Regions from separate parts of the Mus musculus genome. Here regions 2 and 3 are each linked to region 1. Evidence: chromatin loops called from intact Hi-C (ENCODE). Cell type or tissue: left cerebral cortex. All regions are shown on one strand.

Evidence for each region. Hi-C counts contacts between places; a loop is a spot of excess contacts. Peaks named below come from ENCODE experiments on the same cell type or tissue, not always from the same donor. Only the 100,000 strongest peaks of a DNase experiment are listed, where the experiment ranks them.
Region 2: a loop joins it to region 1, with 4 times the contacts of the local background. A loop is called at or near these places in 17 of 42 quality-filtered maps.
Region 3: a loop joins it to region 1, with 4 times the contacts of the local background. A loop is called at or near these places in 15 of 42 quality-filtered maps.

What each region holds. Positions count from the first base shown.
Region 1 is chr6:51,855,021-51,863,020 of GRCm38, forward strand. Skap2 (src family associated phosphoprotein 2) reads right to left here. Exons shown (of 13, transcript NM_018773.2): 12 at 4,979-5,079; 13 at 4,145-4,550. The coding sequence ends at 4,987. Among named protein-coding and RNA genes, the nearest start is that of Gm38811, 150 kb to the left of the region's middle. RefSeq lists an enhancer at 2,215-3,594. In left cerebral cortex, a CTCF peak has its summit at 3,022 (motif pointing left); DNase peaks (open chromatin) are centred at 319, 1,552 and 3,005.
Region 2 is chr6:51,374,138-51,382,137 of GRCm38, forward strand. It overlaps Gm6559 (predicted gene 6559), which reads left to right and starts at 5,573. Exons shown (of 3, transcript NR_110455.1): 1 at 5,573-5,798. In left cerebral cortex, a CTCF peak has its summit at 4,483 (motif pointing right); DNase peaks (open chromatin) are centred at 4,504, 5,601, 5,982 and 6,309; H3K4me3 peaks cover 1,069 bases; H3K27ac peaks cover 1,036 bases.
Region 3 is chr6:51,609,123-51,617,122 of GRCm38, forward strand. No RefSeq gene overlaps it. Among named protein-coding and RNA genes, the nearest start is that of Snx10, 89 kb to the left of the region's middle. In left cerebral cortex, a CTCF peak has its summit at 3,302 (motif pointing right); DNase peaks (open chromatin) are centred at 3,333 and 3,608; H3K4me3 peaks cover 998 bases; H3K27ac peaks cover 1,358 bases.

The DNA of each region.
Region 1 (8,000 bases):
GACAAACTTTCCAAGGATGCTCTGAATAAGCAACCGTCCTCTTCACTGAGGCCTTAGCAGCTAACTACGTCCCTAACTACATCCTAACTACATCCACACGAGCACTGGGCTTGTCAGTTACCGAGTACAGAGAGTGTAGGTGACTGTGACCAGGAAAGCAAGTGACAAACAGAACTCACTAGGGCTGTTGTGAGAATCGAGAAAAGTACATAGCACCGCAAACGGTAACGTCAGCCACTCTTAGGAAATCGGTGTCACCGCGTGGAACGTGACAGGCGCAGGCTGATTAGTTTTATACAGACTGTCTGGGGTTGGGAGAGGAAGACAGAGTGTGGGGATCAGCTTATTTGTGGGAACCCTGTCCTAGTCCGAGGACGCTGTTTGTTACTGGCAGGTTTTGGTGTTGTTAATTTCCTCCCCTGAGAGTATCTGCGTGACATTTTTTCTCAAATAAGAGCTAAATTGCTGTTTGAGCTTCATGAGGCACCTTTTACCCTAACAGGAGTGATGTTTTTATATTAAAAGTTGAGGCCGATAAACAGGAAACAGACAAGTGCAGTACTATCTTACCATTTGAGTAATGGATAATAAAAAGGAAAACTTTTTTTTGTTGTTGTTGTTGTTTTTTTCGAGACAGGGTTTCTCTGTGTAGCCCTGGCTGTCCCGGAACTCACTTTGTAGACCAGGCTGGCCTCGAACTCAAGAGAACTGCCTGCCTCTGCCTCCCCAAAAAGGAAGACTCTTAAAATAAGGTTCCTTTAAGATTCCTGGGGAAACAGAATCTAAAGTCAAGATGTTAGGAACACTTGAGGACTTGTGTGTGCGTGTGTGTGCGTGCGTGCGTGCGTGTGTGCGTGTGTGCGTGTGTGCGTGTGTGTGTGTGTGTGTGTATGCCTGTCTCTGCTGGGGGAGGAGGCCTGACTCTGCAGCTTTGCCACAAGCACAAGTGTTTCCTGTGCTCATCCCCATTGCAAATGTTACGGGTTGATGCTAACCAAGGGTTTGACTGGAGTTATCTACAGCAGTGTCTCCTCTCATCTGGGGGCTGTACACATCCAAGTTACTATGATCATCACAGGACTTTTGAGAAGTCAGAGGGTAGAGGGGGTCTTTTGTTTGTTTGGTTTTGTTTTTGTGGTTTTTTTTTTAAAGCACAATAATTATATTATAATTGGACCCGTGAAACTTTTCCTCTTAGGATTTTTCCTTTATTGATTCCCTTTAATACAGGATGATACTATGTAGCCCAGACTGGCCTGGGACTTTTGATATTCTTGCCTCTATCACAGCCACATGCCACCACACTTGACTCTGAAATTCTTATCAGATCCACCCAAGGTGAAATTCTACAGGGCTTTTTTCTAAGGTACAGGGTGGGAGCTGGCTCCTCTGACATTGCCTGAGGGTAATGAAGGCAGTGGTAGCTTAGGGTGCTCGGAAAGAGGAGCTACATGCTTGCTCCAAGCTCCTTGAGCCACCTGTGCCTCTCACTTGAAAAAGTTACATAACCTTGAACACGTGGCTAAGCACAGTGCTATAGCTTGATGTTGCAGTCACCTACACTTTTGCTACACTCGGTAACCGACAAACCCGGTGCCCAGCTGCTAAGGCCTCAGGAAAGAGGACCGGTTGCGAAGGATTGTGGCTGTTTGGTTTTTGTTTGTCTGGGTACAAAGATCAAGTTCTTTTTTTCCCCTCTTCTTAAATCTTAAGTCTTGACCTACTGTAGGGTATCAAGGCAGTTCACAGGTGTTTACTGGAGACCATTTGCCCTGCTCCAGGCTGTACCACATCTCATGGCTGTACCTAAGCAACAAGAGTAGACTCCACCAGTAAAGACAAACACTTTAAAACAAGCAAAGGGAGCCGGGCTACTTGTGAAGGGCTAGGGCCAAAGTGTTTCTCCACTGACAGAAAATAAAAAGGCCCACATGTACCGACTTTACCTACAGATGGCTGCAAAGTGATTCTCCTCGCTACGCTCCTATGTACTGTATGTAATTATCTGTAATTGAATTACAGTTAAAATAATCAGTTTAAAACCAAGTATTCACATCAACTACTGGACAACCAACACCATTTTTCATTAAAAAAACAAAAAACAAAAAACAAACCTGTCATATGCCGAAAAGTGGTCAAAATGGGGTGGGGTGAGCGGTGGTTAAGTGCAAACCCCACAGACATGGGAGCCATGTGCACGATGCTTACTTCTTTGAATAAATTCAAATGACAGCCCTATTTCATTTCTTCATTCGGTTTGGAGGCCAGATGGCATTAGCATCATTTACTTCACCTTGTTGTGCTTAATTACTACAATCAACACACTATTCTCCAAATTAATCATAACAAAGTAATTTCATTAGTAACACAGCAGGCTGTTGAATTATTAGCATCATAACAGTTTGCAAACAATTAAACTTTATTTGAACCTTAAAAATTTGCAGAGTGGAACATTATTGTAAGATCTAATGGCAACAGAGTACAAATTCAGTACAGAGCAAACCATCAAGCAAAATGCTATATAAAATATGACTTACAATCACCTTTCAGAAAAATTAGCTCTCTAACTGTTCATAGAAAAACAAATAAAAGCTAGGCAAACATAATGAGAACATAACAATTAGCATATTTTCTAACAAGCCCTGTTGTTTAAATTCACATTAATGATGTTATTATGATCTTGAAGAGAATGTGATGTACTGTCAAGGGTAGAGAGAAACTTCTTCATAGCACAAAGATGAGTTTATCAACTCAACAGAAAGCGCACTTAAAGCACAGGGAGTGGCAGGTTTTCTCATCTTTCCCAATTTTAAAGGCCTTTGGTTCCAGTCTTCTATCTCCCATGTATATTCACGTTTAGAAAAGAACAAAGGCCACACACGGCTCTGGGAAGAGCGGCCTCTGTGCTGGAAACGGGGGCCATCCGTTGGCAAAGGACTCCCTCTCCTGGATTAACTGGAAAAGAAGACGGAAATCACACGGCCTCTCAGTCGGCTGTGGTGGGGGAGGGGTTCCCAAGTGGGTCCACGTGCAAACGACAAGCTGCTGCCATCTGCTGGCCACTTAGGTTAAAGGCACAACCCCGTAACCATAGGCTAGGCTTGGCTTTTCAACCATGCTGGCTCTGAAAGATGAACCACTGAATTAATTTCTGCCTGTCTAACTTTTGCCAAGATGATTTCAACCTATTTAGATGACACTTTAGTAGGAAATGAGTAACTGTACAAATGTAATTTCTGAAAACTTGAACTATGTCTACATAGGTAAACAGGATTTTTTTCTTTGACTTTGGAAAATGAGTGATCACAACATACATAGTATAACAGTAAAATAAACACTCTACTATTGCCTGTAAATATAGTTTTACATAAATAGTGGAGATTTAAAAAATATTATCAGCCCATTTGCATTCCGACCTGCAAAATTAGGCAAAAGCTAGAACCTGCACTAGAATGATTCAATAGTAGATCCCATTTACTCCAAAATATCTAGTCACTGGTGCATCTGAGACAGAGTAAGGCTCTCCTGCCGTCTCTAGAGATGATTAAAAACACCCCAATTTTAACTATATATGAAAGAGTCAGGATTCTGCAACCCTTACCCATGCATCAACAGCAGTATCAGAGAGCAAGTCAGCCTTCCCTTCACTCACTGCTGGCTGCCAACTGCTGCCATCCCGCAAGAGTCTGTCTCTTCCGTTTGGTCCAGAGCAGCGCACAGGAGTTTCGGCCAGGACTGCTACTTAGCGGTGGGATTGTGATAGTGCAGTGATAGAGTCAGAGAGGTCAGCGAATACCTGCCTGCCTCGGACTCTGAAAACATGCCCAAGTTGTTTATACCATTGTATTAATGGTAAATGGGCTTTCTTATGAATCTTTGATTTCATTAAATTTAAATAAAATTATATTAGAAAACACTGGCAAGCCCATCATCAAATTAGGATACTGAAGGGCTTTCAGCAACCCGGCTCTGGTTTGATCTGTGCGCCAGCGGACAGCAGGCTGCCACTTTCCCTCTATCTGTAATTCAAGCACCGGTTTATTCTTTCTTACCTACAGCAGGTAAACCCGTGAGTCTATACAACTTCTTTAATGAAAACATGTTATTACTCTATGAAGAATAAAATACCAGGCTAAGTCATCTCTACAGCTTTAAAGAAGTCTTTATTATTGACTCAAAATGTACAAAGTCTAGGAAATTATTTGTGGCACTCTAAAAATAACTTACACCCAGCGACTAAGAGAAACAGCAACCCTCACCGGCGCTTCAATGACTAAGATTCACGTACAATCACAGTGAATTCTACCATACAAACCAAACGGGTAAATTAAAACTAATTATTATTTGCAAAACAGCAACAGGTCTTATCTCTACTGCTTGTATCTAATGTAACCCATCACTGCCTGCTCAATCTGACATCAGAGTGCTTTAGTGCGTGACTACATCGAATGGCAGCTGAGGCAGGAATGTTCACCCAAAGGAAGGTGGCTCCGAGCAGGCACTCAGGCATTCCATGTTCCAAGGCACTTGCAGACAGACACAAGACTTCTCTGCAGGCAAAAAGAGAAAGCTACATTTAAGTTTTCTTCTTCAGTAGAAATGCTCTTTATTTATCCTGCTTAGAAAGAAAAAACATTTTTACTCAAACAAAAGTGAAAATTTGCTCAACGGTTTTCAATTAATTTCCTCAGGAAGGCCATAAAAGTGGCATTTTACTAGCTAGGAGGAGGTTTACGAACACAGCTGGTTATTATCAAAGGAACTTTAAGTAATCTGTTCACTTCCAAAGTAAATTCTCTAGAGTTATTTTTAAAAATTAAAGCTGAAGCAAAACAAAATAAAACAAAAATAAAAACAGATTTGGGGCACCATACTTATGTTATCAGAAAACTACAAAGACTTAAAAAGGCAAAGACACAAGGAAGAGAGCAAGAGAACATAAGAGCTATTACAGAATATTGGATTAAAATGTACTTACCCAGACTCTCAAATATCATACATCTCCATTAGGTAGGCTTTAGGCACCAAGCCAATGGCTCCCTTCATCTCTCCTACCCACCAGCCATATCTATTGTATTCCTAATTGAAAACAATACGCAGGATTAGCCACGAGGTTGGGGCAAGCACAGTGCTGTCTGTACGCAACTTCTTAGAAATGATTCCTTATAAAGAAAGCTACAAGTGCTGGAGCTGCAAATGGAACATTTCCATCCTTTTTGTTTTTGAATAAACCAAACCAGACCAAACCAAACAAAAAGAAACAAAAATAACAAACCCCCAAACAAACAAAACAACAGACAGACAGACAGAAACAACAACAAAAAAAACAAACAAACAAAACCCACTGCTGTTGGCAAGTATTTAAATTACTGTACAACACAAAACGTTTTCATTACTGGGCAGAGTGCAGAAGCAGTCACTCGCAGAAGAATGTGGAGAATGAGCACAGCCGGAGCTAGTTTCGGGGGCTCTCATTCTCTCCACAGTGCAGCCTCGTGCGCCGTAGGCTAAAGCCATGAAGCCAGAGGGGTTGCACGTGCCTTCAGGAAGCTTATTATCTATCTAGCAAGGACCAAAGTCATTCTTGGGGATGGGAGGGCACAACAACAAACTAGTAAGTCCTGATTAAACTTAAGTGGCTTAGAACTCAGGGTGCACCCCTTCTTCAGAAAATCTAGTACATTTAAAGATGATTAAAGTGGAGAATAAGAAAATACTAAAATTAAAAATTCACTAATACCAATACAAAATAATTCACAAGTGGAGTCTTTGAAAATAATATCCCAAAGCTTTTCCTGTTTCTCTACTGATCCTGGACTGCCTAAACTTGGAGGCATGTTAAAGTCAAGGTTCTGTTAGGTTTGCTTGCAGTGTGGAAGATCAAGAGGAAAGGAAAGTCCTCTAGTTTGAAAGGCAGAATATTAATCTGTGAACAGAGTGACTGATGAGGTGCTCTGCACGTTACAATGTGAGATAAACAAACCTGGCCCTCTCTTCTCTCCTCCATTCCCCACTGACAGACACAACATTGCTTTAGGCACTGTGAACCCTCCTTAACCGGCCTCTGTCTGCCAGATTGACTAATGTATTTTTATCTCAAATTTATTTATGTTTAGTGAGATACAAACAAGTAAAATGAATTACAAGTTTCAAGAATAATATCTTCCAAAAGCAATACTCTGCACAAGCATTAAGACCCAAATTTAATTTTTCATATAAGATAAATTTTTAAAATCAATCCCCAAAGTAATTCAATAGGTTATGATTTTCCAACGTCTGAGTCATAGATAAATGTGCATATGCACACTGAGTTATGTGCAGGGAAGGGAGGGTTGATAGACATGCAGGCTTAACATTCATATTGATTTGTATGCTATTGACCATCGCAGGGAAAATTATGCTATCCTTCAATACAAATGTAGCAACATTAGCATGTATGTATCGACAGACAGTCTACCTATAAATTAAGGGATAAAATCTATGAGTGCTTTTAAAGTGGTGGGCAGTAGCAGAATTAGGCTTATTCAAAGAACAAAGCGGGAAGGAGAGGGGGCAAAAAGGCTTACCTCATATTTCTTGTTCTAATAAGGGTACAGCTTTGATTCTTGAGGTGGTGGAATAAAGGTATTAAGTTTAAAAGTTCACTGATAGTGCAACTTTAGTGGACAAAACTGTCCAAGCAATGAACACTCGGTCCAGAACTCAGCAATGATGCATGTAATCTACATAAGGCATATTTATCAAAAGGAAATATCAACTTACTGAAAACTAGACTAGCAATCACTGTATCCTAGAAGGCACCCAATAAAACTGTCCTTTTCAGTTTTTAAGGAAATGAATACAACTGGAGCCCAACTGCTTAGCCAAACAAAAATACTTTACAGATCAAAGGTGTGTATTGTAAGATATCAAAATGGATCAATGGGGTAAGTCTGGGAGTGAAAGCTTTCACCCAATACCAGCCTTAGATTTCCCCCCCAACCGATTACATCAGAAGAGCAAAGGGTCTAGCCTGCCAATAGGAGACCCAGAAAGCACCCAGTGGGAGGGCAGACCACTGACCTGAAGCTGCAGCCAAGGAGTGATGCTCAGCCTGGAGACAACAGTCAGGTCATGGAGCTTTATGGGACTTTACAATATTCTGCTTTGGCTATAATCTGTACTGTCAACTAAGGACCTATTATTATTCCCCCAAAGAGCATAAATCCTCAAATTAAGACAAGAGATTTTACTTGAGAAAGTCTGATGCTCTGTGTGGTAGAGCAGTAAGGGTAATTAACTAGAATGGTCAGTTGCAGGCAACAGAGAGGAGCTTTCTCAGCTGGAAACAGACCCCTTACACAGAACATTACAGAGAGAAAGAAAACTGTTACAATACGTAATCATAAATGCTTCATTTAATTTAAAATACACCCCCATGTATGAAATACACACCTCATGAAAATGCTCTAAAATATCAGATCATATTCAGAAAATGGTAAGAATAAAAATCAGAATATTTCTTACTTTCTATTTATAAATAATTCCATGTAATACTCCTGTGTGAAATGAAGACATAAGATAAAATATAGCGAGACAAAAACTCTAGAAGGCAGATTTACAGCTGTGCACTGCAGCCGTCAGAGTAGTCAACAAGACTGCACACAGGAGCGTCCCTTGCATCTCCACCGTCCTCTGGACGAGCCTCCTGAGCAACATGAATCCCAATTAAACCATCTGCAGCCCATAAATCGGGATGAAAACGCTCCTTGGACTAGAACAGTTTTCTCAACTTCAGCCTCAAGATTCAACATCATGCAAGGTTTCCTTCCAAAACAGAAAGCTAGCTTCTTTGCCCCAAACATATGTGATCACAAATGATAGATTGCTTAATGGTTGGAAATAATGCCATCAGTAACTAACATGTTGTCTTAAAATCTACACAGTAATTATAGCATCGTTCTAGAAAGCCACAGATGGATCATTTAAAAATCACCCCTCAAACCTTATTAATAAAGAAA
Region 2 (8,000 bases), 480 kb before region 1:
CTTTCAAAGAACAAAGCAACATAGGTTGTATTACTATTTGTTCCACAAACTAAATGTCAGCCCGCCCTCCGTGTAGGTGTTTGGCCTTCTTCTGCCAGAGTTGGTTGGCGGCACTAAAGGATCCTTGAGTAGCCACAGGCATGGCCACATGTGGCCACACAAATGCAAATCGGGAAAGGTTCTGAACGCAAAACACAGGAGGAGGTGAAAACGGCAGAGACTTGCATCTACAGCCATGGTCCGGGAGTCCTGTTGGGCCTCATGGCTTCTGAGGCAGCAGCTAAAATCCTGGGGTGGGAGTGGACCGCGGTCTAAACTCTTTACCCTGTTTACGTATTGGATTAAGCGCTTGAGTTGAGTTTAGCTCTGTCGCAGATAGTATACTGTTCAAATAGAAAATTCAACAGAAAAAATAACACTCACCCAGGCTGGACAGAAGATAGAAGAATTGGCAGAGAGAGACAGAGAGACACAGAGACAGAGAGACAGACAGAGAGACAGAGAGACTCCTAATCCACCCAGATCTGAACGGTACCATGAGGATACCATCAGGAACCAGGAGCTCACACATAGAACAGCTTTGTGGAAGGGGGTGACATAGTATTCTGGAGTTCTAGAAACTTCCAAGGCTGGCAAAGAACAAAAACGTCTTATGAGACGGGTCCCTGAACCAGGCTGGCTTCGACTGTGGCAGTCCTCTGGCCTCTGTCTACCAAGTACTGGGATTACAGACACGTGCCACAATGTCCAGAGGTTTTGATTCTTAAAATACAAAAACTACATATCATTTTTAGCACAGGTTATCTTTTAATAACCTCGAAATTGTATATTTCGTTTCTCCAAGATGGAGAAAATAACAACATAGGCAATCCAGACTGTCCAACGATGGCTATCTACACTCAGATGTATTTTTACCTGATAACTGAAGACAGCAGCTTGCAGCAGCGAAAGTATAGGTTAAGAGACAGAAAAGCAAATGAAATAACAAGATGCATTTCTTTGTGCTTGAACTCTGTCCCCTTCCCCACCTCCTAAAATACCTACTTACCCAACAAAAATGGGTTTTAAGATTTATTTTCTACCTATCGAGTTAGCAGGCACGCTAACAATTTCCTGATCAGCTTTATGAATTGATTAATAAGGCAATCATGGTTGGGAAAGCTTTTATATGCCAGCTGATATTGATGTCATCTATAAAAAGATGACCAACTGATAGCCAGTAACGCAGGTCCAAAAATGACTGTGTTGGAAATCTAATGCAGTGATCCTGACCTCAAGTGCTTTGAGGCAAATAACAACTGTCAAGTCCTGATAGCAGCAGTTGACCTCAGAGGCAGGTGACAGAAAGCAGGGGAAACAGCCATTTTCTCAAATTCTGTTAAGGACAGTAGTGTGGTGGGAGGGACTATCCACCAACCCGGGAAGCCTCCCACCCCCACCCCCCCATTATCCAGGACCCAGAGATACGCACAGGAATTCTAATGCTTTGGGTGTCACTGGACAGTGAAGGCCCACTAGATTCTGACAGGATTTGTTTTTTTATAATTGTTTTGCTTTGTTTTCGTTGGCTTTGGTGTTTCTCATGAAAGCTTTTAACATTTACCCAAGTAGGGCTCGTAGAGCAGTAAACTCCACCTACCTACCAGTGCTTCAAGAATCTCCACAGTAGAGCTGCCCTTGCTTCATCTTGTCTCAGACATCACATCGCTTCATGCGCAGATGTGAAATAGATGTGTAAGCGCATATTTCTTTTTTTAAAAGATTTATTTATTTTATGTATGTGAGCACACTGTCGCTGTCTTCAGACACACCAGAAGAGGGCATCAGATCCCATTACAGATGGTTGTGAGCCACCATGTGGTTGATAGGAATTAAACTCAGGACCTCTGGGAGAGCAGCCAGTGCTATTACCGTTGATAGTGCATATTTCTAAGTGTTTTTGAAAAAAACAACCCAAAATAATTATCATTCCTGTGAAAAGCGTGCGTTCATTGGTCACGTCTGTCAATCATCTCCTAGATGCTCTTCATAAATAAGGTTCAAATGCGATCCATATGCTACCATCGGTTGCCACACCTCTTGAGCCTATTTTGAGCCTATGGGTTCCACACAGCACGGCTTTTCACACATTGAGGCCACGGAGGCACTTTGCCCGTGGTTTCCCACATTCTGGGTTTTGTCTTCAGAGCAACTCATGTTTGAGAAGCTGAAATAGGAGACCTGAAGGCTCAGAGCTGATGCTGGACAAAATGAATCCAACTGCCCATTGACACCAGAAGGGCCATGGTGTCTGTTTGCCTCCTTTTTTCTCTTTCATTTGTTTGTTTGTTTTATTTTTTGAAACAAAATCTCTCTGTGTAGCCCTGGCTGACCTTAAAATTATGTGATCCTCCTGCCTTCGCTTTCCCAGTGTGGAGATTATAGGTTTAAACCACCCTGTGTGGCTGCCTGTTTCTTCTTAAAGATATCTGTCGACGAGCTGTAAGTTTTGTAACCACATACTGACTAGAGAAATCCATGGGACAATTTTTAATTGTATGAGTATGGATGAGTGTATCTCATGCATGCCTCATGTCTGTGGAGACAGAAGAGGGCATAGAATACCCTGGAACTGGAGTTACTGTGGTTGTGAGCCTTGTGGGTGGCAGGAATCGAACCAGGATCTTCTGCAAAAGCAGCCAGTGCCCTTAACTGCTGAGCCACCTCTCCCCCATCAAAAATATTCATAATGGTCTGGTTTTTTTTAATTCCCTCTGTGTTTTATAACACATAGAGCCTATCTCAAGGAAAGAAAAAAATGTGGAGCCAGCAAGATGGCTCAGCCTCCAAGACTGATAACTTTACTTGGATCCTCACTACCTCCCGAAAGTTGAAGTTGTCCTCTGAGCTCAACACATACACTATGGTACTTTGAGTACATACACAACACACATACACAATACACACACAACACACACACACACACAAATAAATAAACATATAAATAAACATATAAATAAATAAATAAATAAATAAATAAATGCAATAAAGAAGAAAACTTAGGCCGGGCAATAATTGGCACACACACCTTTATTCTCAGTACTCAGGAGACAGAGGCAGGTGGATCACTTTGAGTTTGAGGACAGCTGGTCTACAGAGCAAGTTCCAGGACAGCCAGAATGCAAGAAAAGAGAGAGAGAGAGGGAGAGAGAGAGAGAGAGAATTTAAGAAGAAAATAATTGCCTTGAATGTCATATGGAATGCAATAGAAAACCCTTTGACTTAAGTAGCAGGGGTAGTTAAAGGGGTAGAGGTGAAACTATCGTTTTGTTTTATTTTTAAGGTTGACTCTTCTGTGTCTGTGTATGTGCTCATGGGTGTGCACAGACCCATGTAGGTGTATGTGCATGCATGTGAAAGACAGAGACTGCTGTGAGATGTCTACCACCTTACTGCTTGAGACAACCTCCCTCACGTAATCTGGACCTCACTAACTTGGTTAGACTGCTGGCCCAAGCCTAGTCCTGGGGTTACCTGCACACACTGCCATGTCTGACTTTTCCATGAGCGCTGGGATCCAAACGCAAGCCCTATGCTCATATGTGTTCCCTAAAATAAAGGATACGTCTCTACAAAACTAATCGTAAGACCAAATAACTCTTAACTAACTGGCAAACACAGTTCTTGACAAGAACTCTTACAAGAGAGGCAAGTTGAATTGCGAAGGCCATGTCTAGTGTAACACGGACAGATGTGGGTGGGCAGGGCAGCCTGCTTCGACCAGAGCTGAAGCAGCACTAGTGACCAGTGCACCTAGAATATCAGATGCTCTCTCTGTTCAAAGACTGCCCTGTCACTCACACAAATCAACTTAGAGTATGTGACACCCCCACCTCAGTGTACAAAGGTTGCCAAAATTACAGTCAATTCATTAATCTCCCATGCCAGGGAGAGGTAGCCATCGATCACTCTGGGTTATACTGACAGCAAGACAATAACATGACGTCCCCTCCATTAGATAGCGTTCCTTCCAGTTCATTTGCTATCAGAGTCTCTCTAAAATGCCTTCTAACTAAAATATGTCTTGCCCGGATGGAGACTTCCAAGTGACTTGCTCAAGAGAAACATCCTACTTCCTTAGAATAAAGGAACATAAAAATTTCATTACAAGTGATATCTCTTAATAAATTTAATATTAAAAATGCTTCCTTTTTATCAGGGAAAGACGATGAAAGGAAGAGAAAGGGGAAAGAAGGAGAGATGAAAGGAAAAAATGGCTTAAACTTCCAATATTTAGGATGCTAATTTTTATTATGGTATTTAGGAAATTTAAATGCCACAAAACCAAAATTGAGGGGAACTGAAACTAAGTATTCATGTGAAACATTGTGGAGGGGTTTGGTTTGGTTTTTAAGATTCTATTTATTTTTGATTTTACATGTATGTGTGTTTGCCTGATTATGTGTGTACCACATGCCTGCAGTGTGATTAGTGCCTGCTGAGGCCAGATGAGGGTGCTACTGATCCCCTGGGACTAGAGTTACAGACAGTTATGAATCACCGCGTGGGTACTAGAAATGGAAGCAGAGTCCTCTAGAACAGTGGTTCTTAACTTATGGGTCGCAACCCCAAACACTGAAGGACCCTTTCATAGGGGTTGCAAGTCAGATATCCTGCATATCAGATATTTAATTATGAAAATTTAAAGTTATGAAGTGGCAACAAAATAATTTTATGGTTGGGGGTCACAACATGAAGAACTGTATTAAAGGGAGCATTAGGAAGGTTGAGAACCAGTGCTCTGAAAGAACGATCAATAAATGTGGTGTTTATCACAGAGAGTATTCTTAAAATAAAATAACTAGCTAGGTGTAGTGGTGCATATCTGTAATCCCAGGATTTGGGGGGTGAGGGGTGGGGGGTGGAGGCACAAGATCAAGGAGTTCAAGGACAGACTCAGTTACATGGGGAGTTAAAAAAATGTCCTGTAAAAGGCCCTGTTTCAAATAAATATTTTTAAAATTATAATAAAAATAAAATGACTGAGAAAATTGAAACATTTTTATCTTCCATTTTTCATGCTCACTTCCTGGTTCTTTGTTTAGGATTCTGGTTAGCGGCTGTGAGTACGGAAATTGGAATGCAGGCCTTAGCCAGCAGAGCCTCAGGAATGGTACTTCCTTAGGGCCCTCGATAAACTGGCTTAGGAAATACTAAGCCATCCCGAACGCTGTTTCAAAGCAGTGTAGTTAATTGATATTTGATAGGAAAAGAAGAATCCTTTAAAATTATTAATAATAATAATATGGGAGGACTTTTAAGAAACATGGGAACAAAGACAGGAACAAAGAAACAAAGGAACAAAATCTATAAACTGAATATGCTGTAAATTAAAATCTGAAGAATAAAGTCAACGGCATTATACTAGCGCCACTGCCAGGTTTTTCCGCAACGAAGAAAGTCTCTATCAAGGAGCCTCCCTCTGCCTGCTCCCCCTCCGCACAGAATCCGCTGGTTTGCGTTTCTGGAGCGATTTCCTCAGCCAGTCCTTGCAGTCAGTTGTGTCACCCAGCTTTCCCGTCCCAGCCCACACACCATTTCGTGCAAGGAGATCTTTGAACACGAGTTTCAGTACGATCAAACGTCTTAACTGTGACCCCAAGAAACCTACTCCGGGGGTAAAGGCCTCGCGAACAAACACTGCGCTGCGGAAAACAAAGCGGAGATGGCCGAGGCCGTGCGCAGATTCTGGAGCACACAAAGAAGCCAGAGCCATGCTCGCGCGCTGCGGCGGCGCATGCGCAGCTCAGCGGGTGCAGGTGCGCGCGCTGGGGTGAGGTGTGGGGTGGGGGGTAGGGGGTGGGGGGTATGGAGTTGAAAGCACCAGGAGCTGGGTGGAGTGAGCTCTGCTCCTCCCCAGCTGTGTGGTTGGGGACACAGGCAGAATGTTGCTTAGCCTCAGTTTTCTCATCTGCCAGATGAAGCAAATGCCATCGAGCCCACTTAATGTCGGAGCTAAAGAGATAACCGGTGGTTTCTTAGCATGCGATAGACGCTCAATGAATTTTTTGCTATTACCAGATACCATCCAAGCACTAAGTGACATCACCATAGCAACATCAAGATCCTTAGACTGATTATGTAGACAATTTAATTAAACACAAATTTAAATAACACGTATTCCTCTTTTAGATACTTGAAGAATCATGTCTGTGTGGACATGGATACAGCAAGTGGGCTTCTTGCTCTTGTATTTTATCTTATCTGTTATTCTGTCCAAACAAGGACGAATCTGTGGGCGTAGTAAATGAGCACAAGTCTTTACAAAAGCCTGTTCAGTCCGGAATGTCTAGAGCAGCTCCAAGCTCAGAGCCTTCCACAGTGTTATTACTAGGCTTCATAGTCAGTATCAGTCAGTCCTTCTGAAATCCCCACCTCCAAGAGGGACCCAGATGTTAAGTGTAGTGCTTCCCACACCTATGCCAAAGTGGAAACGTTGCTCGCGCTTGCTCCAGCAGCACATATACAAAGTGGAAAGTTGCTCAGTGTTAATGTGTTTCAGTACAAAGATGTTCTAGGCCACAAGCTCACATAGATATCTGGTTTACTCTACTTGTAATGATCTACATCAAGTTTGACCCCCTAGGACTCAAAGGCCAAGGTGGTATGTTTTGTGCCTATGAGGTAAGAATCGTTTGTTTTTAAGTGATGGGAGGGGTACCAAAAGAAAAGTGTATTTTATAACATTTCATGCTTATGCGAAATTCTAATTTCATTGCCCATAACATTTCCCACTGGAACACGGCCACACCCACTCATTTACATATCTATCGTTGCTTTCATCCCTATAAGAGTTGAGGAAAATAATCCCTACAGAGTGAGTTCTGGGACAGCCAGGGCAACACAGAGAATCCCTGTCTCGAAAAGCAAAAAAAAAAAAAAAAGAAAGAAAGAAAGAAAGAAAGAAAGAAAGAAAGAAAGAAAGAAAGAAAGAAAGAAAGAGAGAAAGAAAGAAAAAAAGAAAATGCATGTTAACAGGATCTAGATAATGATTTATGATGTACACTTGGTGACTCTGGTGGGGTGGGTGGGGACTCAGGTGTTTCTCAGGCAAGTCACGGAAGTTTTTCACTTGTAAAACACGGACAAGTCGCAGCAGAGTTCAGATAAGAAGTAGCCTCTGCGCAGAGTGAGTGTCCTGTGTCAGGCATCCGTGCGTCTTAATGTGTTTAGAAATGTTCCTCTTCCGTGCGCTTCAGGCCCCATTCCAAATTAGAACACAACCATCATCTCAGATAAGGATCTAGAAAGTAACCTGATTCTGTATGGCCGCCGCTGCCAAAAATCTTCAGTTTGTATCCTCTTCTAACTTCTACCTCTTTGCCATGATCTACCAAAGTCAAAGGAACCCACCTTATAACCACGCGACCAGCAAAGAGTAAGGTCAGAGAGCTGATGCGACTCACAATTAAATCTGACCAGTTAAGGAAAGGCCAGGCCACAGGAGCTGACAGCTCTTCCTGCCGTAGCCAGAACCCCTGCCGGAAGTCAAAGGGGGGGGGGGCAGAACCGCCCAGAACCGCCTGTGCATTCAAGAATTTCCAGTTTCTTAAGACACTCATTAGTGTCAGCTGAGAAGTTCAGAGGGATTAGGTTAGGGAACAAACATTGAAGGAACAGAGATTAGAGCCCGTGAGGGACGGAAGGATTACCCAGGAGCTGAAATGAAGGGGTTCAACCCCTAACAAAGGTAGTTTGGTTCCCTGTTTTCAGCCAGACTCTGAGAATGGCTAATGTCATAATGGCAAGCGCTGGGTCAAGATAGGAGAGCAAAGGCTGGAGAGATGGCTCAGCGGTTAGGAGCACTTGCTGCTCTTGACGAGATCCCAAGGTTGGTTCACAGCACCCACGTTAGGTGGCTTGCAACTGCCTATAAATCCAGGGAATCCAACACTATGTTCTGGCCTCTGCAGGCACCCACACTCATGCAACAACTGCACACACAGACACTCCCATGCATA
Region 3 (8,000 bases), 250 kb before region 1:
TTGTATGGTGTGCTCTACCAAAGCAAATCAGATAAAATGTTCGACTAGTTTGATCAAGGAAGATGTGGATGCATGTGACTGGAAGATCTTAAAGTAGCTCGTGGGAGCAGAAAGAGAAACAGCCAGGGAGACTCTGAGCCCTGAGTCACTGAGGTCTGCCCATATCCACAGTGCCTTGGAAGTTAACCTGGTAGTAACATAACTATTTGGTTGAAACCATTGTGCCACAAGACACCCATCTCTGGCTAAATGCTACTAACAGCCAATATAGTACTGGCTTCCAGTGCATGATAAAAACTGCATCTGAAAATTAACGAACACGAAGATTCATGTTTCGTACTTAAGATTTGTAAGTGAGAGACTATGAATCCAGTGGTTTGCTGAAGTGCTGCTGTGTTCATTTTTGCCCACAAAGTAACCCTGGAATAATTTGTTCCAGGTTTAATTTTTGATGAAATAAAAGTAGATCAAGAACTTATGAAATTTGCCTAATAAAGAAATTTTAATCAGTGCTTGTTGAACTGAAGGTAAAAAAAAATAGTTTGTTTCTTCAGATTTGAGGAGAATTAACATGTATCTGATTGTTAATATTTGATTCTTCTTTAATTATTTATGATATCAAGGAATGAATCTGTCAAGTAAATAATGAAATGCGTACACGCGGCATATGTAATTAGGTTAGGTGCATAAATCCAAAGTGCTCGCTTTAGGCTTGTCAGTGCAAAATTTATTAATAATGAGCAACGTTAAGTGAAGAAAGTTCCTAACGTATTCTACCTCATTAGTGCGGATCATAGCAATTGTTGGTCAAAGAAGAAAGGGGGAGGAGGAGGAGGAAGAAGAAGAAAGGTAGTGGCTGCCCTTCATTTACTTGGCAGTGCTTTAATGGCTTAAAAATCAGAAGGAACTGAAGCCTGTCTTAATTCCTCCTATTTAGAGATATATGACTTGATCAAAATGGCTTGTGGGTTTGAATGACTGTTGCTAACGGAAGAATTCCATACTGAAAAGATACAGGTTCCAGGGCTTCCAAACCCAAACACTGATGTCAGGGAGAAAATCCAACGAACATCTAAGGAGTAAAAATATACTCTGTGGGGTGGGGATAAAGCTCCGTGGTAGAGCACTCCCCTGCATGTGCAAGGTCCTGGGTTCCAGCCCAGCACCACAGACAAAACACATATTCTTATGCAGGACTGTCAGAGTCCAGACTAAGTTGTGGCTTTAAATTCACTGTGAAGGTTGCTCAGCAATGCTCACTTCCATTCCATCCTCCCCATTCCTCCTGGGCTGACCAGACTGGGAGCAAGGGCCTGGCTACCTGTGCCCTTGAGCTGCAGGTTTGAAGAGATGCAGGAATGAATAGGATTCAGGGACCCATGTGTGAGACACAAAAGGGCAGAGGGTGGGATCTCTGGGGTCTGATGGGCTGGAGTCTAGAGGATGCTCTTTGTCTCCAGGATGCAGAGTAGGTCCTTACTCTTCTGAGTTGTGTGGAATGGGCAATACTACCTCGAATTAAAAGTCTAAAGTGATCCCTGGTTGGAGTGAGTTCTACCTTCAAGTTAACTATCAAAAGCATCATGTTACATAAAGACCAGCAAGAAAAGAAGGAAGTCAGAAAGTTGGCTCACACCATCATTAACTAGCATAATTTCCAGAAAGTTCTTTAGACTCTAGGGTCTCGGTTTCTCCACTGGATTTAATGTTCTCTGATTCACAGAAATGCCATTGTAGCATACAAGATTACCTGTAAGCAACGGTTTGTGTGTGTGTGTGTGTGTGTGTGTGTGTGTGTGTGGTGTCTTTAAAACAAGGGAACAAGAGAGACAAAACTGTGTGAGCATCAGCATCTGACTGTTCCAGTTACAGAGGTGGCTTACGTCTGCTCTCTGAAAGAGGTGGATTTGAGGTGGACCTGGAAGAATCTGAGGGCACAACAGAGAAGGTGAATATCCAACACAGTGCAGTGAACGTCATGGGAGGCCGGTGCAGCAATACCGGTACCACAGTGGTAGAAGAATAAGGTTGGGTTAGCTCAAGACCATGGAGGGTCTTGAAGTCTTGCTGGGGAATTCTTGTTTCTTTTCTTGGCAGAGAGAAATATTTGAGATTAATACCACTTAACTCCAAAATTAATAAAACATAGTATCTATTTTGTGTAGCTTTGCTTTTTAAAAATGAAAACAGTCACACAATTAGAAAAGAAACTGTAAAAAAAAAATCTTACTTTCTTTTCTTGCTCTCCCTCTCTCTCCTTCTTATTCTTTTGTTCTGTAGCATCTGTCTGTGTATGTATGTCTGTATGTCCGTATCATCTATCTATTTATCTATCTATCTATCTATCTATCTATCTATCTATCTATCTATCTATCTATCTATCTATCTATCTAAGATAGGGTTTCTCTTTATAACAGCCCTGGCTGTCCTGGAACTTGGTTTGTAAACCAGGCTGGCCTTGAACTCACAGAGATCTGTCTGCCTCTGCCTCCTGAGTTCTGGAATTAAAGTCTCGGTGGCTTCAACACCAGGCTGTAGTCCTTATTCTTATGTAGCTTTTGAACACAAAACTTGGTAAGTCTCCAAGGAGTCTCCTCTCCACAACAAAGGGCAGCTTTGTTACCGTTCTCTTCTGTAGTTACTAGGTCAAAGCAAAACACACACACGCACACACACACACACACACACACACCCAGCTGAGTAATGGAAATCTCTTCCACTTTCTTAGGACAAGAAGTTCCTGTTTCCCTGGCTCTTCCTACTGATGTCTCTTCAAATGGTGTTGGTTAGAACTGGTGACGCACTCTTTTCAAAACCAATCCTTGGACATGGCAAGGACTTGATCCCTGAAGGCAGAGATTGCTTGTGTTGATCTCTGGTTGCAGTGGGAGAGGGAGGGTAAAGTGGTAGGTAGGTCCTGTACTGCAGGAAGGGCTCCAGAAAGTAAACTTCCAGGGTGGTGGGAATATACAGCTTTCCTAGCTGGATTACCCTGGGTTTCTTTCCAGGCTTAGCTAAAGCTGCAGTTTCCAGGACAGCCATAGGTTGTGTGTGTGTCGAGGAAAGCAGGTGGCATTGCCTTGCACTTCACATAGAGAGAGCCTCGAAGGTGCGCTCAATTATTGTCATGGTGGCCTTCCATGGGAGTTGTCACAAGGTGTGACTTCTTGCTAAGGAGGGAGACCTCGGTTTTTCCGTACCAAAGGACAAAGGCGCCAGTAAATACTGTTTTTCCGTTTGCCTTAGTTTCCCATCTGGAGGATGGATTAGGGAGGTGGTCCTGCAGGTGCCTCCGTGTCCTCCGGGTGGCAGCAGGATCTGAAAGGCTGAGGAGCAGCATGTAGTTCCACGTTCCCAGCTGCATAGATGGGAACCCTCTTTAAGGCTGAGGTCGTGTGCCCTCCGGGGTGGTGACCTGGGCATAGGCAGGACCCGCGCCATCAGGGTTCAAGGTTAGGAACACTGCTCTCATGAGAGCGGAGCGTCAGGCACGGGAGACACGGCGGAGCCTGGGCAACGCCCTAGACGCCGTCCAGGCTCTGCCAGCCAGCGGGGAGGAGGCGCCTTGGGCCGCTCATTACCCCGGCGCGGTGGCGGCTCCGGGCCCGCAGCCCCGCGGCGGAGCGGGGGCAGGCGGTCGAGACGCGCGAGCCATTTGCATTCCCCGGCAGTCATTTTTATATGCGGAGGTAATGAAGTTGTCAGCGGCGCCCCGAGTGTGGCAGAGCCTGATATTCAAATCGCCTGCCGTGTCGCCTGCCATCCCCCGCCCCCGCCCCGGCCGTCCCTTGAGTCCCGGGGCTGCGCCGCCGCCGCCAGTGCTCGCATCTCTCTCTTCCCAGCCGCTTTGTCTCCGTTGTCACACCCCTCCCTCCCCTTTGTGTCTCTGATGAGACTCCTAGTCTCAGATCAGAGGCCGCCCCTAGGTCTAGTGACCCTGCGACCCCGGGGATGCACAACCAACCATCTTCACATTGAAGTCCTTTCTGCACCCCCCCCCCTCTCTCTCTCTCTCTCTGCTGGCATCCTTGATCACCTTCAGCTTCAGCTGCAAGGAGATGACCTAAAGCTGGCGTTTAGCTGTGGGGCCCAAAGGACTGTCCTCTTGTCTTTCTGAATACGTATTTATGAGCATGTTTATGATTACAAAACCCATATCGGACCTACCGGCCCAGGCCACCATGAAAACACTAGCAGTCTTGATAAGGAAAGGAAGAAGAAAGACAGGCACACTGTCTAGATGGGCAAAGGAAGACATGACCCCTTACCCACCTGGTATTCATTTCCCAGCTGCCCATCAGGCCATCTGGGACCTACAGTGTGGTCCAAATCCTGCAAAGATAAGGTGTGAGGGAAAGAGAGTGAACTTTCTCGGTCGTTGTTGTAAAGTACTGATTGGATGTTGAAAGGCTCATATTCTCGATATAGTGTGTGAAATAAAATAGAGTGTTATAGTCAAATATTGCTTTCTATTCTTTAGAGCTGTGTGGCTGAGAACAACATTTACAATTATGTCTGTGACTGATATTCTATTTCTGTTGGGCAGTGTTGGTATGGAGGTGCAAGACCCAAGGAACTTTCTAGCTCTGATTGTACCACCCACTCTTCCTCTGCAGATGGGTTGAAACTGGGCAGGGAAAAGGACAGTCATCAGAACTGGTTGTCGGGGTGGGGAACCTCCTGACAATACACAGCGGAGCCTGAGCCCGTAGCCCGTGGCTTAATGGGTATGCGTTCTTTCCTTTGTTTACAGTAGGCGTGCCCGCAGTCATGCCACGGTCTCATGGTGTGCTATGTTGGCTTCTAGGAGTGTTTTGTGCCGTTTAGGGGTTATTTGTCCCACGCTAAACTCACTGACATGTCATTTAGAAAAGTGAATACTGTGTATGTGCTGTGACTATTTCGTAAGTACTTTTGGTGTGTATTGTTCCTCATCACGCACAGGCAGCAGAGTAAGGGCTCCCGGAGTATGCATTGGCACCGCGCGCTGCAAATGATCTGGCCTGGGGGAGTCCCGGAGTGTGTGCTGGGTTCCACATGCGGCCGTGGCTCCTACTGGGCTCTTATGGTACGCCTCACCAATGATCCGTGCACTAAAGACTCCCGGAATACACATTGACACGATAGACTGGAGTTGTTTGGGTCTATCGTGGCAATGATCCGGAGATAATGGCCATATCTTGAGATTGGAGTGCTCGTGGTCCTAAAGCACAACCAGAAATGCCCCAGATAAGCCCTCCCGTGGCTCCCAGTACAGGGCGCCTGGGTCTTTGACCTCCTGTATCCAGGCACTGTCTGTTGATGTCGAGTCTTTTCTCCTACATATAAAATTTGAAACTCCGGGGCTGGAGAGATGGCTCAGAAGTTAAGAGCACTGACTGTTCTTCCAGAGGTCCAGAGTTCAATTCCTAGCATCCGCATGGTGGCTCACAATCATCTTTAATGGGATCCGATGCCCTCTTCTGGTGTGTCTGAAGAGATTGACAATGTACTCACATACATAAAATAAATAAATCTTTTTTTAAAAAATTGAAACTTAATATTTGCAGTGAGGTTCATGTACTAGAGTTTTGTCTGATTAACCACAGGCTGAAGAGCTATGGAAGGTTATATTTAAAGAGAAGAAATGGTTTGGGGAGAACACACTTGGGAAATAGATTTATGTTAGAGAGAGAATTAATACAAAATAAATAACCTCAATCTTGAGAAAACTTAATGGCTAACCCAAGATAGATAAAGCAAAAGTGAGTAAGAAGATGAAAGAGGCTAAAAATCATGAAGGCGACATATTCAGTAGTAACAAAATTCAACTATATAAAACAAGATAAAATCTTCCCTCCGCTCCTTCTTCTATACTTTGCAATGTCACAACCACTGATTTTTTTTTTTTGTATATTCTTCCAGTACTTTTGTACGTGGACAATTGTATGTTTCTGTTCTTTAGTTACACAAGTGAGTTAACAAGAAACATTATTCTTCAAGGTCTTGATTATTAATTAATAGTAGATTGAACATCTCTGCTCATCTTTTGTAATGACTGCACGAGTTCGACAGGATAAGGAAGCCATTTTTTTTAAAGGCCCGCCATTTCTACCCTCACAACATTGAGCATGTGTTTGCACTTCCAAATGTAGACAAACGTTTGTAGGGTAAATGTCCAGCAGTGGAGGTTCTGAGGCAAAGAAATGTACAGTTCAATGCTGGCCCACACTGCCAAGTCAACCACCTGCAGCTATCAGCCGTGTGTCTGTTTTCCCACTCCTGGCCCAAGTTGTGTTCCATCATGCAGCACACTTGTGATGTGCCTGGCAGTGAATTCTTCCACCAAGTTTTCCCCTCAGCTCCCTGGTGAGAGTCCAGCTCTAGCACTGTGGTAAAGATGGTGAACGTAGAAGTCACACTATAGAGAATGAAGTCCCGTTAGTCAAGATAAAAACATGATTGAGCCGAAATCACACCGAAAGCAGATGAATTTTGGTGACAGCTCACCACTGTGGGAGAACTAGAATAAGCTCACACTGATTTATCTTTTCAGCAAATATTTATTGAAAAGTTACAAACAGTAAGAGTTCTCTTTTCAACAGCTTTCTGCTGCCCTTGACCTCTGAGAAAATTAAAAGGCATTCTTGCTAGCCTGACTAGGTTCCACATGAATGAAATACCAGATTTGTCATCTCACTGGAAGATATTTTGGAGACCACTAAATTAATGTACAAGGCTATGCAAGGCAAAGTCTCACCTGAGTCCCTCTGGCTTTTTTGTTTTCTTTTGTGAAGTTCAAGTGTTCAAAAAGACTGGTGAGACCAACAAGACAGTCTTCTCCACTTATCCGAGAATTCCACCGAACTTCTTCATATTTGACAAGTCAAACATAAGAGATGTTCATTTATCACATCGTTGATCTTACGGGTGCTCTGTTTATGTTTATTTTGTTTCCTTCTGGATAAACTGAGACACATGGGAAACATCTTGAGTCTTGTGATGGTCTGAATGATGTCCCCCAGGGGCCCATGCATGTGAATATTTGGTCCCCAGTTGGCGGTGCATTTGGGGAGGTTTAGGAGGTGTGGCCTCGTTGGAAGACATATGTCACCAGAGGTGGGCTTTGAGAGCTTAGAAACTGTAGTATTTCCAGTTGCCCTCTCTGCTTCATGCTTGTTCAAAGCTTGAGCCCTCAGCTTTCTGCTCCAGTCACCAGGCCTGCTGCTTGCTCCCTACCACCATGCTGCCTCAGAAGTTATGTTTGAATAATAATGTCCCTCATAGGCTCATATATCTGAATACTTGGTCCACACTAGTGGAACTTTTGGGAAAGGATTAGAAGGTGTGATCTTGTTGGAGAAGGTGTGTCACTGAGGCAGACTTTGTGGTTCCAAAAGACTGACCCCATTCCAGGGTGCCCTCTCTACCTCCTACTTATGGACCAAGATGTGAGCTTTCAGCTCTTCCTGTTCCCATGCTTTGCTCTGCCATCATCAACTCCAACCCATGACACCACACACTCAATGAAATGTTTCCTTTTATAAGTTGCTCTGGACATAGGGTTTTGTCACAGAAATAGGAGAGAAACTAAAATAAATTTAAACATTGAGAGGATCATATACGATTCATTTGGAGGCCAGTATGGACTTCAAATAAGTCTTGGATAAGATGAACCCACTCATGGTCAGGACTTCTGGGATCTGCAAATCTTTGTTCAGAGAGGGATGGATGCCCACATGGTGTTTTGGTACTGAAAAGTATAAAGTGGAGCAGCTGGCAGAGCGTGCCACACGGACCAACGGGATCAGGAAGCATAAGTGTTTCTATTCCAGTGAAGACCTGCAGATCTTAAAAGTAACTACTGGGGGCCATGAGTACCATAAAACTGGTTGTGCATCCCTACATGGTAATACAGTACCCTAAATTCTGTGGCCATTTGCCCAGGGCTATGGAGATTTCAGGACTATTAGACATTGTTGTAACTATGTTGTGATTGTGGAGTGTGGTACCCTCTTGGA